Regions from separate parts of the Homo sapiens genome. Here region 1 is linked to region 2. Evidence: chromatin contacts called from ENCODE Hi-C or POLR2A ChIA-PET data. All regions are on one chromosome and are shown on one strand. The core of a region is the stretch at or near the end of the contact, and the rest is flanking DNA. Distances in the headings are between cores, read along the strand shown.

Evidence for each region. Hi-C counts contacts between places; a loop is a spot of excess contacts on that map. ChIA-PET counts read pairs that join two places held with the same protein, here RNA polymerase II (POLR2A). Pooled maps may share reads with other maps.
Region 1: a loop to region 2 is called in a map of PC-9, with 15 times the contacts of the local background. The contact joins two enhancer-like sites. A Hi-C loop is called at or near these places in 1 of 168 maps with a recorded cell type or tissue (PC-9) and 1 of 50 pooled maps. POLR2A ChIA-PET finds 5 or more read pairs at or near these places in 1 of 52 experiments (activated T-cell).

What each region holds. Positions count from the first base shown.
Region 1 is chr7:41,187,714-41,192,805 of GRCh38, forward strand. No RefSeq gene overlaps it. Among named protein-coding and RNA genes, the nearest start is that of LINC01449, 89 kb to the left of the region's middle. Within about 2 kb of position 2,183, at least 6 of the 41 ENCODE cell types and tissues checked have a DNase peak (open chromatin) inside an H3K27ac peak, as active enhancers do; they include PC-9, where a contact is called at or near this core.
Region 2 is chr7:40,919,086-40,924,106 of GRCh38, forward strand. It overlaps a transcript of SUGCT not described here. Among named protein-coding and RNA genes, the nearest start is that of LINC01450, 58 kb to the right of the region's middle. Within about 2 kb of position 3,371, at least 2 of the 41 ENCODE cell types and tissues checked have a DNase peak (open chromatin) inside an H3K27ac peak, as active enhancers do; they include PC-9, where a contact is called at or near this core.

The DNA.
Region 1 (5,092 bases), core at 933-3,432, 270 kb after region 2:
TAGCTGTAACGCCAAGAAATACCAAGAAACACACGTTTAGGCTTAACCCAAATAAATATGAATACTTTCTTTTTCTTTCTTTCTTTTTTTTTTTTTAATGAGACAGAGTCTCGCTCTGTCGCCCAGGCTGGAGTGCAGTGGTCTGATCTCAGTTCACTGCAAGCTCCGCCTCCCGGGTTGACGCCATTCTCCTGCCTCAGCCTCCTGAGTAGCTGGGACTACAGGCGCCCGCCACCACGCCCGGCTATTTTTTTGTATTTTTAGTAGAGACGGGGTTTCGCTGTGTTAGCCAGGGTGGTCTCGATCTCCTGACCTCGTGATCCGCCCACCTCGGCCTCCCAAAGTGCTGGGATTACAGGCTTGAGCCACCGAGCCAGCCAATATGCTTATTTTCTTGACAGCTTCCTCACCCCTTAAGGAGGCATTCACTGGAGTCAGAAGGCGTGGCCGAAAGAAGAAACTCTGCGCTTCCCTTCCTGCCCCCATCAGGCGTAGCTGTCATTCCTATTGGTCCCCACCAAGGTGTGCCCAGCTGGCTTACATGTCTCATTCAGCCTCATTCATTAATCATACGCATCCAAAATTCAAACCAACACTTACAGTATTACACCAAACACTTGTTTTTTTAGTTCCATAAATTTGTGCTATTGCAGCCAATCATCCCACAACCATATAAAAGGAGTCTTAGCACGTGGTTAATAAGAGTTAAGGAAGCCAGGTTCCAGAAGGAATTTCTCAGGATTCCCTCTGATTCAGCATTCTTCATTCCTCCATTCTTGACCTGGCTATGCCTTACACACCCCTGGGCTCTTAGTTTTAAAGCTCTTTTCTGCTCCCCACTGTGGTCGTGTTAGGTTCCCCTACCAAGAGTTGCAAAATCCCTTGTTTCCCAGTAATGTTCTCTGCTAATACTCTGTTTCTTGACTGTGCTCTGAGCTTCCGAAAGGCAAAGAGTGTATTTGTCAAGGTCCCCATTGTATCTACAGAGCCTGGCATGTGGTGACTGCACAATAAATATTGCTGAACAAATAAATAAAATAAATCGTGGCAAGAATAGAGATTGCATTAAAAGTTTATCTCCCCTTTTCCCCTTTATCCCCAGGAGACCCCATCCTCCAGAATTCAAAGAAGAAAGTTGAACCCTTCTCACATTAAGCCTATCTGAAAAGCTGCTTTTAGAAACTCCAGTGCACACTCACACACCATTATATGTTATTTCAGGCTGGTGTAATAATAAAACTGTCAATCCTATGAATAAGAACTGTTTCTTTACTTGGATTCTTGCTCATGTTCGTGTATATTTATGTATTACTAGAAAAGCAGCATTCTTAAGATTCTTAGATTGTTTTGATAAGATATGACTCTACTTTTCCCAGCCTTTCTTATTATAAGAATCTTTAACAAGCTCTTTAAACAGTTCACACATGCTACCTTACATTTTTATGTGATGTAACGTATAGTGAAAATTTTTTAAAAAGATTTTCTTAATATAATGTTTAAATAATAAAATTATTTCTTGTCTAATGATATTTGTGCAAGTAGACTAGTTTTTTTATGCATAGAAGACACACCATTTCTTTAGTTTCGTTGAGGAATAATTATCAATCATTATTATTTATAAGACAAGGCTGTTCTTTTTTAAAAAAAATCTTTAATTTAAAATACCTCTGTATTTAAGAGTGTTAACTACAAGAGCCTTTTCTATTGTCGTTCTTAGAAAAAAAAAGGTTCTGATGTTTGCTAGTCTAATAATTTATTTAATGCCTAAATTCATGTGACCTGAAAAAAAAAGTTTAAAACATTAAGTGAAGATGTGTGGTTCTATGGAGGGCAAAAGTCTTGTGTATAAGACCACAGGTAGCAGCCAGCTCCCTCAGTGGCCATCTCTATCAGCCTTGAGACCACCTCTCCTTACTGATCTTAGCTAGAAAACAGGCAAAAGGTAGCAGCTTCTAGTGACCATTCCAGGCTGCTTACAAACAGGGTGATTCTGGGGGAAAGCAGAACTGGGTGCTTTCCATCTCCATTGAAAAATGAAAAAAACAGAAAAAAATGGACAAAATGAAGAAAGAATATAGAGAATTTCAAACAACTGGCTTAGTCTTGGGCCTTCTTTCCCTGCCCACCCCACACCACCATCTTTTGCATGCCCTTCTCACCCTGCCCTGTTGTCAACCTTGAGCTGTCTTGGAAGCAAAGTCCAAGGGGACAATGGAGCATGCAGGCAAGTTCCATATCACCCCATTTGCCTAGAGCATTTGGTTGCCCCATGAACACAGAATTCCAGTGGACCCACAATGTGTGGGAGTTCAGTGAGGCTCATGGCGAGTACAAGGGAAATGTGTCATGTTTATGACTAAGTGGTCATGCTTCCTGTTCAAACAAGAAAGAAGGCAACAGCATTCTAAGAAACACAAACAACCAAGGGATCTTAAAGTATCCTTTCTCACTCCTGTCACTTCCTTGTAATAACCAACCAATTACATGGAAAACGATGACATTGAAGGAAAGGGAAAAATAGGGAAACCTACAGATCTTTTTTCTTTCTGTTTTTAGAAAGCACATCAACAAGCCAAATGTAGAAAGCATCGGTAAAATGTGCAAATATAAAGAAATAAAAAAGAGTTGAGTTAGTGTTGTGTGGCGTTCACACTGTTCTGGTGAGAATGAAATACATATGCGCATACAAGGTACAGAACGTGAATTTATGAATTGTGTAATTTTGGTGATTCGGCAGAAGAGTTACATGTTCTTATATTTGCCTCTAAAACTTGCACTGAACAATGGTACAATTCATGCTCATAATTAAAACTTTTAATTTTTCTTTACTTTAGAACTACATTAAATAGCAAATAAATAACAACATGGCAAGTCAAGAGAGATCATGGAAAAAAGGAAAAGGCTTCATATTTAGTATCTTTAATGGCATATTTTCTGTTTTTGTTTTTGTTTTTTCTTTTTTTGAGCAAGAGTCCTGCATTTTCATTTTGCCTTGAGTCCTGCAATCATGTAGCTGGCCCTGCTTCCAAGAAAAGAGGAAGGAAGAGCCAGTGCTTCACTATGGTAGGCCCTGAAGTGGGATCCAGCTCTCTGGCTTTGCTATGGCTTCAGCCTTCCTGATGTGACTTCCCTTTCCTGTCTCCTTCCCTTGTGACTGTGACTTCTCAGCAGCTCCTGAGCTCTCTGCCTCTTGGCTCGAAGGGACCATACTTACACTGATGCTAGAGCACACCCTTTATTCCTGGGTCCAGTTGTTGACGTAGCAACTTCAAATGGACACAGAGATCTCTGGACATTTTCTGTTTATGTATTTATTTATTCACTAAGCATATATTAAGAACTTGTAATATGCCTAGCACTGTCCTATGCCAACTGCTATGAATTGAATTATGTCCCTTCAAAACTCACATATTGAAGCCCTAACCCCAGGACAATGGTATTTGGAGATGGGGCCTTTGGTAAGTTATCAGGTTTAAGTGACATCATGAGGGCAGGGTCCTCGGTAAAATTAGTACTGTTGTAGGTACTGGGGGTAGAACACTACATTATCATTCCAAAAGAGGTCCCTACCTTCTGAAACTAGATTATCCAAATCTTGGGAACTATAATACAGATTTCCATGAAAAACAAGGATTATGTTTCCAGAGAGCTCTTGACAGCTGAGCCAAAAGGAAGAAAGCAGAGAGAACTGTGGGCAGTTCTCTTATAAGACAGGGCTGTTCTGAAATAATTTCTGATTTCATTTTTTAAAAATGCTTAAAAGTACATACTAATTTGTGTAGTGGAAGGTTTATTATTCCCATGGCAGTGAAGATCAAGAGCTACCTCTGTGTTATAATTTAAAATATATTGCTTTGGAGTGTTTTCTGTAGATGCCTGGAATATTTTTATCCCTCTTGCCAGGCTGGCAAACTCTTCCTTCTTTTAGAGTAAACTTGTGTCTCATTTATTCAATTCAGTCTTTCTCAATTCCCCTAGATAAAGCACCTTTTATTTAATCAAATTAACTACCCCTCCTTTATAGAACTTATCACATTGTATTTTGTAGAATAAAAAAAACACTTAAGACCTACATATCCTGTGCCTCATACCTAGGAGCTATTTGGTAAATTAAGAGTAGAAAAGTAAGTTTAGTGAAAGAGTTCACTCCATGTTAAGAAATGTACTGTATGGTTTCAAGTAAATTTCAAATACTTGAACATATACAATCTTGAGCTTACTGCACTTCTACTCAATGGGCACATCTAGTATTTCAGCATGAAAAAAAATCAGTGGGAACAATAGGGATCACATTGAGGTTTGAAAATATAATTTTAAATGTATGAAAGTTAAGTTGGAAATACTAAAATAAGATAATTGGAAAAGCAACTAGCATACTGGGTTTTATAAACAAAGCTTAAAATACCTAGCAATAAAAATCTCGGTTTCAAGCAATATTATTGAATCATTTAAGCAAGGTTTGCAAATGAAAGCCTTAGACCAAAGTCAGCCTGCAGAAGAGTTTAATTTTTCTCATTAAAAAAATTTCATTTGTATCTCCTTAAGTAGGACCTGCACTCCCCTGTTTAGCCACCAACTCTACCATTCCCTATTGCCTTCAACTCTGCCAGCCACATTGCTGTCTGGTCCCTAAAAGCATTTGTATTGTGATCTGGTGCCTTACAAGTTCCTTTCTGTCGCAGGGCAAAAACCTGTCTCATTTTACAGAGAACTCAGCCTAATCCTGAAAATGCTAAGATAAAGTTGTAGCTAATAAAGTTAGAAAAGTTCTTCTGTTTAGTTTGGATCAAGATTTGGAAAGAGAGAATACACGCACAAATTCTTTCCCTGTAATACAACATAAGAAAGAAAAAAAAATCTGTATGTTAAAATCTATAATTCTTTGAACTCTTAATATATTAATAAGACTATAAGGCTTCATAATCAAAATTTCATCTATAATACTCACTACTGCTAAAAGGAATTTGTCTCTCAAAGCAGAACTTTGCAGTGGTGTCTAGCTTTGCTAGCTAAAGAGACTGTGTGAAATAGGGGAGTGAGAGGCCACATATACCCCGAGTGAACTGTGGGAATTTTTCTGCTCTGGACACCT
Region 2 (5,021 bases), core at 2,121-4,620:
CTCTACTCATTCTAAGTGTTCTTTCTGGATGAGCTCACTGAATCACATGCCTTTAACCACCTGCTAGCCACAGATAACTCACACATTTATTTCTGTAGCCCTGACCTCTCCTCAGGCTTCCACTCATTTGCTCAGGGACTACCAGATATCTCTACCTGCATGTCCCACGGACACTTCAAACTCACTCTGTCTAACACTCTACTCATCTTTCCCTAAAAGTAAGCTTCCTCCTGGATTGTCTGTTATTTGTTGGTGCCAGCATCCACCCAATTATCTCAACCAGGCACTGGGAAATTACCTTTGAATCAACCATCTTCACCATTTTCTGTTTAATCACTCAGAAAGTCCTATTCATTTTACCTCCTAAATGACCCCAAACGGGGGGTTCTTAATATATTGTTTATGATCCTGTATACAGAAGTGTTGTAACGACTGATTGACAGGTTTCCTCATCCTAGCTTTGCTCCTTCCTCATTGCCCCCACTCCAATACATTTCAGATTGTTGCTAATAAAATACACAGAACTCCAACCCAAGGTTTCTTAATTTATCTTTTATGATCCTGTATACAGAAGTATTATAATAACTGATTGACAGGTCTCCTTGTTCTAGTTTCCTCCTTCCCCACTGCCCCCACCCCACTACATTTTTAGATTGTTGCTAGAAGGACCTACCTGACCATCTAACTTACTTGTGTAATACTTTTCCACAACTCCCAATTACCTGACAAAGTCCTACATGTTCAGAACACAGCCAGGCCTTTCACAGCCTGACTCCTCCTGATTCTTCACATGCATCTCCCAGAGCTCCTTTAACAGCCCTTCTGCACCTTCCCTTCTAGCATTAGCTCCAATTGCCTGAACACATCTTGCTGATCCAGTGTGTGGCTCATGCTTCTTTCTTCCTCCATAGTTTTTATCATGGTGTTGCCTCCTTTTCTTTTATAACTCAGCCTGGGAGCACCTTCTCGGAGGTATCTTTCTTGACTACCTTCTTCCACCTCCTCTACTTGGTTAAAGGCCCCTCTGAGTGCTTCCATAGTCCCCTATACATTCCAGAATTATTTCTCCACTTATGACCTTGTGTTGAAGTCATTTATATTTCTAGCTCACTGGTTAGATTGTCATTTTCTCATAGAAGGAACCATATCTCGGTCTCTTCTTTCCTAAGTGCCTAGATATGGCATATATGATGCCCATGATAAATATTTCTCCCGTTGAATTGGCTTCTTCTGTGAGGAAAGTATGCCCTGTGCAGGACAAATGACAATTATGAGTGAGATTAACAAGAATATCACCAGAAGCCCTGGAAAGTTCAATATCTGCTATCACCTGACCTGTACCTGCTGATATTGCCAAAAAGAAAGGGCTGAAGGAGAGGGTGGGACTTCTCCAGGAATGACTGAAAAATGCACCCCCAACTCAGCCCATTTGGAAGCGAGGTGGTCCAGCTACTTCCTGTTGGCATGTGGTCATGTCAGAGCCTCAGACATGAATTGGGCTTCAGTTTTATTGTTGTTTGTCAGTTGGTTGGTTTTATTTCTTCTTTCTCTTTCATTATTCTTTGTCTAAACAGGAAAATCATCCTCCCAAATTGTTGATTGGCAGATCTTCTATTTGTCAATGTATCTCTAGATCCCCAGATGAAAGAGAAAGGATGGACTACCTTTAGATATTATCAGAGAGCAAAGGAGACACAGCATGAGAGAATGTAGCCAAGAGATAAATAAAAATAAAATGAAAGATAAGCAAGTTTAAGGTTTAAATACTTAATACCTTGTTTTCTGAAAGCCTCAGAAGGAAAAGAAAAGAACAAAATGCCAAGCGTGTTCATTTGGATGGTAATTAAATTGCAGTCCCATTGCTGTGATTAGTATTCCTGTGCTATGCTCACTTTAAGGAAGTGGACAGGTTGGTGTTGGCCCTGAGGGTAATTGTTTCTGGGTCAGGTACTGTTAGCTCCACACTCTATGCCTGTATCTCCCATCACAGGTTGGATGTTATTGGCACCTTCCTGCATTTGCCAGTGCTCTAGGGATACAGATGGAAATGTGTTAGTATAAATCAAAAATATTCATATTGTAAGAATCACTTTAATAGGTGCTTGTAAGGTGAAAATTCTGGTTTTAAATTAAATTTTATTTTATTTATTTATTTTTTTACAAAATAATATATTATTTGGAAGCGAGGTGAATAAATTTGTATGTGGACTATAGGGGCCTTTTAAAAACAAAGAAGCACAGGTCCCTGAACCTTGTGTTTTCAAAATCCAAAGTTGCTGCACTCCGCCAGGGTGGAAAGGTCCTAGTGAGAGGGAATAGCAAGGGTTCTGAAATAAAACCTCCATGGAGGTAGAGAGAGGCTGGGGGCCATGTGCACCTTCGTACTGAAGCAGGTCATCAGGGTGCTCAGATCTCACCTAGGTGAAGCAGGCGGCACTGGGAGACCAGGCTTAGTGTAGGCTGGAATACTCTTCACCTCGAAGAACTCCTGGAGCTAGGTCAGGACTCTAAACTTTCTCCAGTGGCAAAGAAGAGCCCAGTAAGCAAGAACAGCACAATCAGATGCCTCGGCTTTTCCCAGCTGTCATCTCCTGCAGAGGCCTTTGTCTGCTTCCAAAGCTACCAACCCCCGGGGGTGGTGGCTGTAACCTCCTGCTTTTCGTGGGCCTCAGCTCGAAAGTGAGGTTGCCCACTGCACTTTGAGAGGTTTGTGTGGGTGTGTGCATGTATGAGCATGCAAGGAAAGGCTCTAGACTGGAGCTGAGGACAATCTCACAATAGGGAGGTGGCAGTTCCAGCCATTTATTTAGAACATTAAAATTAAATATTGCCATCTTTTTCTCTCTACCCTGGAGAAGTTGCATATATCCATAACATGAATATAAATCGTAGTGAAGTCAGTTAAGTTGCAGATTCAAAAGAGACACCAGTGTTCCTATATTAACTCAGATGTGTTAGAAAGGAAAAAAATGTATCTTCCCGTATTTGTCACCCCCTGGATTGTTTCCATGGTTATCCAATGCTATGAGGAGAGACACTTGGTTTTTACTCCAGGGTTTAGAGGGGTGAGGAGTTCCTTAATGATTAAGCTTAGCATTCTTCCAAATCGGACTATGTCTTCTAGTGACCCCTTTTGGGCTTAGTAAAGTATTTGTCACCTATCCCAGAGTTTCTGTAAAATTGATCAGGAAAGAGGTGATGTTGTTTCACCTGGCTTCCCTGGTGGTAGGAGCACCAGCACTCCAAGTCCTAATTTCAGGAAACTCTTTGGCTCTTTGCCTGTGCTTTTTAAGACCTGGGTGCTTCTGAAGAGAACACCTTCCTTCTTCATTAGGTGGCTCTTGCAGTCTGCCTCATATTCACGCCTCAGGAGTCAGAGAGCTTGACTCATGGGGCAGGGTTCTTAGTCCTTGCCAAGGAGACAGAGACAGCAGCCTTGGGCAAAACTGACATCACATGCATACTTTAAAAGGAAGCAAAAAACACAAGGTTTCTTTACTGAGAGTGTAGAAATCAACAATGACTGTAGCTTCTCTTGAAAGAATCCACTGGTATATTTCACTTCATCCAAAATAGAGCAAAATTCAAGGAGAGGCCACATGAGCTTTGGGTTAGTAAATTGAAAGGTGCCCTTGACAGTTGCCTCGAGTTGGAGTTAGTAACTTTCTCATAATGGTGAGTGGAGTTTTACCTTGCAATAAGTGCCACACATAGCTGACTTGCCTTCAGACATATTTCTTTACAGGCCTCTATCTTTCCCCTCTTTGCCCCGGTGGTATTTCCTGCCCTTTGGCTGTTTTACACAGGCATGGGCAATACCAAGTAATTACTAATAGGAGATTTGCCCTCTGAGCTGTCTTGAAAGTGCCCAGCTCTTAGCTACTGGACAGACCCTTTGGTAGAAGGCCATTTTGTATGTGCTTCTGGGAAGATTAGAAAGCTGAGATGGGTGGAGAGGTAGACATCAAGGCCAGCGCTTTCAAGATTCAGTTGGAGCCTCTATAAAATAGAAATTGAGGGAGACTCCTTAGCCTATAAATGTGAAGAAAGAGGAGAAAGAGATGAGCAGTGTTTTGTCCTGGGTGTGCACCCTGTGGAGATTTTGTATAGGAACTTAGGCCCCTTGGTTCCCTACCTGGTTTTAAAAGCATTGCAGTTACTTGGCAAGTTACCATCAGAGAACATCATAGAATTGTCTGCTATTTATGTTGAAGATATTACATGCAGGAGACATTTATTCTGAAAAAATGCCTTTTGAGAATCAGAAAAAACAAGGGCATTTAGCAGTTTTGACAAGAATTCTAGCTCACATAGTGATTTTTGGCTTGGTCATTGATAATCATTAACCATGGTTTTGCACCATTTACCCATTCAGAGCACAAAGCTCTTAGGTAGAGAGTCAATAATCAACGTTGAAATTGAAACATGTTCTGTTACCTTAATTCAAGGAGACAGAAAATAATTTTCAGAATTTCTGGCTTGAGAATAAATTCACAGGCCCCTAAATCTTCTCTCCTCTAAGGAAAAAGCACTGACTGGTCAAGGTTCTTCTTGGGGACCACCAGATTCCCCAGGCCTGCAATTTTCTCTAGTCCATCAATATTGCCTACATCCTTGGCAAAAATATGGTATTTGGTGTTTCAGATCCCATTCTAAGTTATCTTCTCTGCTTTTCTAAATGAGTGCTTCTCATTCTTCTAGTCTTTATTTCTTTAGTGTCAGTTGAGTCATCCTGGAGGCCGTGGATCTTGATCTCCATGAACTGTGAATAGAAACATTTCCCTGCTGATGATAAACTTCCTCATTTGATACTGTGGTCTGAATGTTTGTGTCCCCCACAAATTCATATATTAACAGGCAGGAACTTTGCAAGGTGATTTGATCATGAGGGCAGAGTTCTCTCATGAATGGGATTAGTGCCCTTATAAAAGAGGTCTGAGGGAGCTTATTTGCCCCTTCTACCAGTTGAGGTCACATAGAAAGCAGTATCTATAAGGAACTGGCCCTCACCAGCCACTAAA